Linked DNA regions of Homo sapiens: region 1 is linked to region 2. The links are chromatin loops, found by intact Hi-C in ENCODE. Cell type or tissue: chondrocyte. All regions are shown on one strand. Each heading gives the region's core, and the rest is flanking DNA. Links, peaks and the distances in the headings are about the cores only. Region 1 overlaps ZNF618 (zinc finger protein 618). Region 2 holds the start of ZNF618 (zinc finger protein 618).

The links. Hi-C counts contacts between places; a loop is a spot of excess contacts. Peaks named below come from ENCODE experiments on the same cell type or tissue, not always from the same donor. Only the 100,000 strongest peaks of a DNase experiment are listed, where the experiment ranks them.
Region 1: a loop joins it to region 2, with 2.5 times the contacts of the local background. A loop is called at or near these places in 27 of 110 quality-filtered maps.

The regions. Positions count from the first base shown.
Region 1 is chr9:113,993,001-113,995,908 of GRCh38, reverse strand. The region is part of intron 3 of ZNF618 (zinc finger protein 618); the gene reads right to left. Among named protein-coding and RNA genes, the nearest start is that of AMBP, 84 kb to the left of the region's middle. In chondrocyte, for the core only: a CTCF peak has its summit at 1,522; no DNase peak of the experiment used is centred there.
Region 2 is chr9:113,875,289-113,878,196 of GRCh38, reverse strand. ZNF618 (zinc finger protein 618) reads right to left here and starts at 1,888. Exons shown (of 15, transcript NM_001318042.2): 1 at 1,784-1,888. The coding sequence starts at 1,816. In chondrocyte, for the core only: a CTCF peak has its summit at 1,222 (motif pointing right); no DNase peak of the experiment used is centred there.

The sequences.
Region 1 (2,908 bases), core at 87-2,586, 120 kb before region 2:
ACGTTACAAACAAAAGACGATCCTTTCACCCACCCCTAATCCTACCACGGTGCCTGCCCCAAGAGATGAAAACCCTGGGGCTCCAAGCAAAGAGGTGACCCTACAATACTGGTGTCGGGCTCAGAAAGTGAGTGGATCTAATGACCAGGAACAACTCCTTTTTTGAATCGGGTGACTTCCAACTCTCTGCTCTCAACAAAATTAGAGGAGGATATAATGGAGTTGTCAGCGAAGAGACCATTAAAAATATCATCTGATGATAGACCCCTGTGTGATTTCTGGCATACAACTTGGAAGGAATTCAAAGAATTGAGTGACACTGCTAAAACAAAACTCTATCCACTGCCAGCTACTTACATATGTGACTGAGCTTTCTAAGCACTTAGACCTACAAAAACCAAAAGATAGGAATTAAATTAATGTCGAATCTTGTCTCCTTCTAGCAATAAGAAATATTAATTCAGAGATACATGAGCCAATTGAGAAAGAAATGAAGCCCTATCCATTTCATTAAGAGATGCATTTTCAATAATTTTTTACTTTTACATTTACTATTTACCTAAATTTGTTTTTGATGAATTGTATGCTAATAACAACTCAATCTGGAAAAAAAAAATGTTGGAGAATGTAGAGCTTTATGATCCCAGGAAATTTTTTTTTTTTTTAGAAATTTCAATTTCAATTTATGTACATCTTGTTATGGTGATGAGTGTGAAACAGTGATCAATAAAAGACTTTCAAGCATAAAAAATATATTTTACATTAGGATAAAACCCTGTGGGGGCAGTGGACTGGAAATATGAGCTCAAGGAGAAAAAGGAAAGATGTAAAATTTCTGACTGTTAAAGATAGGCTTGTTCATATGTTTTTGAAGTGATGATGGTGGATATCAAATAGTGGTAGTGTTTGGATTCCCTTGGATACATTTTGAAAATTGGTTCACAGTTTTATTTCCAAAATGCCACCTTTTTTTTTTTTTTACACAATATCCTGGAAATTATATCCTTTGCAATGATTTAAACTTTGGATAAAAATGTTAGATGGCAACTCAAACATGTGAAAAAGAATATACAGTTTTCAAAATTCTTTTAGGAGGTATTGAGCAAAAACAAATGTTTGAAAACCTTGGCCTTTTAGGTTCCTGTCACTCTAGAGGTAACCCCAGAGGCATCAATGTCCTGAGGTTCCAGCTAATAGCAGTGGTACTGGTTTTACGTTTTTTGTCCCGTTAAAAACACTTCCATACCTATTACGTCACTCTGCCCCCAACAATTCTACTGGAAAGAGGGGCAGACTTTTATTCTACCTACTGACCATTCAAGACACGGTGGCTTAGAGAAGTTAAGGGGCTTATTCAAGTCCCCACAGTAGGGTAAACCCTGGGCTCTTGACTTACAGCCCAAGGGCCCTTTCTAACAGGGACCCTCTAACCCTTCAGACCCCAAGAGGAAGCGTCAGTAGCAGAGACAGGACGCGCCTGGGAGGGTGGCCAGAACTCCTCCTTTCCGAGTGGCTGCAGCAAAGAGCTGAGTGTTGGTTCTGGCAGGCTCTTGTGTGAGGCCCTGCCAACAACCTATTGAAACAGGAAACGAACTATCAGCTGGCACGATGAAGCAGGACCTGGCACCTACGCTGCCTGGGTCTGTCACAGGCTGAAACCCACGTGGCTGTGTCTGAATGACTGTCAAGCTCTTCTGCTGCTCCTTCCAGCGCCATAGCCTGGCTGCTGCCTCCTGGTTGGAGCTCCTTCCTCCTCTTTTCCTGGCTCTCTGGGCTGCCCTATGTGTGTGAGAACACCTCTGTACCTCGGTCCTGAAAGCTTGCTGCCTAGAAACATCCTTGCAGAATCCAGTCTCCCATCTATCTCATCCTTGACTCCCGCTCCTGCACTTTGTCCAGTGACCCTCCCTGATCACCTATGTCAGGACGGGGAACTCACTCCCTCACAGGCTTATGTCCAGTTACCAAACAGTTCCCATGATCACACGAAGTCCTTCCTTTTACTGAGTTGAAATCCCCTCCTGGAGACTTCTCCGTATTGGCTAGGACACCCTGGAATGTGTCTGCTCCATGCGCACCTTGCAAAATGCTGTAAGTTGTGAATATTTAGATTCCATTATCCCCCTCTTCAGGTCTCCACTATCGGGGAATAACCCAGTTGGTCCCTGTCCCTCATCTGAAGAGGGGTCAAGTCTGGGTCACTCATTCCCTCCACGGTCTCCTGCACTGCTACTGAGGAAACTCAGTTAAGTCTCGGGTCTCTGGGCCCCTACTGCTCTCCCTGGACTCCCTCATTAGTAAACACCTCAGGATTAAGGACCAGTGGTTTCACAGCATAGGAAAGAGTACCCACTGCTTAACAGTACACCTGGACCACCATAATGGGATGCGGGCATCCTTATCTCTCAGAGCCAGGAAATAGTCTAAGGGCTGGATGCTCTCACTGTTGTAAACCCAACTTGCCTTATCTTCATCAAGAAGAATGGCAAGTAGGTTTCCACTTCTAATTTTTCAATTCTAGCTGACTGGCAGAGACCTCTTGGCATACTGTGTTGAGAAGGATTCTGAGGTGCATCATTGGACAATGTACAGTAATCAATTCGCAGTGTCTGCCATGAACATGGGACTGCCATGAACCCGGAGCGAGGCTGGGTGAGCGAAGTCCTCAGGAGGCCCTTGGCACGGCAGGAGCAATGGTAGTGCCTTGTGTTTGCTCCTCCTCCTAGAGGAGCCCCTGAAACCTCAAGTGTGGTCTGCCCTTCCTTCTTGGGGCTGCTGTACAGAGCTGTTCCTGCAGCCTGTCAGATGGGTGCAGGCGTCTGTTAACTTCCTTTCTTTCATTTCTGCTTTTATCCAGCAAAGTTATTAAGTTTAGTATCTATCATCTCTGCTCTTCTTACTATAAAAG
Region 2 (2,908 bases), core at 137-2,636:
TTTTTTTTTTTGGTCACAAACCCCCCAAAATGATCAAGGCTAATGGATTTTTCCCCCTTTGAAAGTAATCAGGTTTTTGAAAAATAACAAATATTGATAAACTACCAACCCCACATCACAATCAAAGAGGCCTGAAACCAATCTAAATTTTTTTTAAGTAATAAATTTTTCAAATTGGAAGGGTGAACAAGACAGAAAAGGGAAAATTTTCTTCCTTACCAAGGATTCCTCAATCCTTGTCTTCATCAATTGATTCAGTTGCATGTCATAAAAAATGAGCTTCTGTGAATCCACTGTTAGTTTTTTCATAATAATGTTAATTATGCATATCTTATTTTAATGGCGGTCTCTCCTACAAATCTGTGGGCTACTCAATTTGTATAATGTATGAATTTACATTTTTTCCACTTAATATTGCTCAAAAAAGGTTCCTGACATTTTCTGGATAAAACAACAACAAAAAAGAAATGCCTAGACCTTTCAGGAAACAAAATCAGAAAACAGTCTTAATTATTCCATCAAAACAAAAAAAACACACACACACACAAAACCCAACAAATACAGAAAAAAAGAAAGAAAGGATTTCACTGTAACTTTTCTAGTTTCTGTTTTCTTTAGAATCTTAGGATTTAAATGCAGTAAAATGTAAATGCAAAATTAAAAAAAAAAAACTACAATTTTTGGGTGTGTCCAAAGCCAACATTTTAGGTTCTATTTTCTCTTTTAAATCCTTCGTTCGTGGAAATAGAAAAACTTTAAATATTGCCATATAGAGAAATTAGTCTTTTTTTGCCCGCTGAGCTAAACAAGTTCCAAATTACAATGAAGTACAATTTCTAATTGCTTCATAAAGCCAATTCTCTCAGTTTTCCCTAAACTCAACAATTTCCCTCCTTTCTTTATTCCAATTAGTTTTTTTCTCAAACTAAAATGAGTTGGGTACCCAAACTGACTTTGCTTTTAGGAGGTTTTTTGCTTTCTCCCCTCCAAGAACTAAATTCATTCAAATTCCAGCTTAATTTTCATTTACATATTATCTGGATTTGGCTTCAGAAATAAAAATTGTCTCCATGCTTCTGGAAAGATCAAAGTGAAAATTTTCACCCGAAAAAAGAAAAAAAAAGAATCTCTTACCCCTCCACTGCCTGGTAGTGCAAACTTTTGAAAAAATAAGAAATAAAAAATATTTCTTTTCAATTTTAATTTCTTTTTTATTTACAAAATAGTATCCTCTAGGTGGCGTCGTTTTAATGGGAAAAAACTACCGTTTGAAGAAAAATTAGAAAAAAAAAATTGAGAAAGGAAAATATGGCCTAAAAAAAAAGATTGTTGCAAAAATGGGGGACCTGGGGGGAAAGACCTCCCGGGGGGTCATCGGGGACCCCGAGCGCAGAGAGGGTCAGGGGAAAATTGCAAATTTGGGGGGGAGGGGGCAGAGCTGGAAGGGGTTGCATTTTTGCAAAATGTGAATTGTCCAAACTGAAATGGCTGCTCTGTTCTCTCGCCGCTTTGTTTTCTGGGCTCCGGTCCGAGCCCGGGGCCGGAGGGGGCGCTGGGTGGGGGCCCCAAAAGACCCCCTCGTCACCCCCACCCTCCTCGCACCCCGCAGCGCCCGGGGGGGTGCTCTCCGGACCCCGACCCTCCCGATTGCGCCCACAAAAAGCCCGCAAACGTGCCCAGGCACTTTGCATTTTGCAAATCTTGCAATGAAGTGGCGCAGCGCCCCGGGCCCCGGCCCCCCGGGGTCCCCCGCGCGGTGCATGCCCCCGGCCCCCCGTCGTACCTGCGGAGCCGCCGCGCCGCCCGGCTGGTTCATGGGTCCGTGCGGGAGGAGGCGGCCCCGGCGCGTCCTGCTCCTCCCGGGCCGGGCTGCTGGTGCGCGCACAATGCCGCCGCCGCCGCCGCCGCCGCCGCCGCCGCTCCCTCCTCCGCCCGCCCCGCTCAGGCCGGGGGGGCGGGGGCGCTGGGGGCGCGCGGGGGGGGCGCCGGCCCTCGCCCCCACCCCCGGCCCGCACCGGCCGCGCCGCGGCAGCCGCTGCCGCCGAGCCGCCCCTCGCGGGGCCGCCGCCGCCCCCCGCCGCCCTGCCCGCCCCCGGGCCGGCCTCGCCGTGCGGCCCGCGAGCTCGGGGCCTCGGCCTCGGCCTCCGCGCTGCCGGCCTCCGCGTGGCACACAAAGCCGGCCGGTCCAGGGGCGCGCCCGCCCTCCCGTCCGCCAGCCCCAGTGCCGCGGCACACCCGCCCCCCCAAACTTTCCCGCGCCGCGCCCTGCCCTCCCCGCGCCCCCCGCGCCCGCTCCCCGGCTCCCTTCTGCCCTCCCCCAGTCCCCCAGCCCCTCGGAAATGTCATTTTCACGCTGGAAAAAAAGTTCAGGGAGCCGGCTCTCGGCGGAACGCAAGAGGTTAATGGGAACTCTGTACCCCGCTGTACCCCCCCGCCAAAAAAAAACCAGATTGATTTTTGAAATAAAAGTTTTCAAGAGCTGGCTTGCTGGAAGACTGGAAGGCTTATTGGGAATATTCTATTGCCCTGCCACTCCTCCCAAAAAAACTAATGTAATAAAATAAAAGTTTGAAGGACTGGCCCCATGTCCGACAAGAGTGGTTAAGGGGACTCTAGCCCCCCAGCCAGACTGATTTTTAAAATAAATACTTGAGGAGCCGCTTTTATGTGAAATGCCAGTGAAGCGGCTGTTTCTGCCTATCCTTGCCAAATTAAAATATATATATGTATTTCTAAATAAAAGTTTGAAAAACTGGTCCTACAGTAAGACAAGAGGGGTTAAAGGTTAAGGGATATTAGCGCCCCCCACCCCCATATCCCCCAGTTAGGTTGATTTAGAGAAGGAAAATTTGAGAAACTTGCATGTGAAATAAAACGTGAACCAGGATATTTCTTTCCAACACCCCAA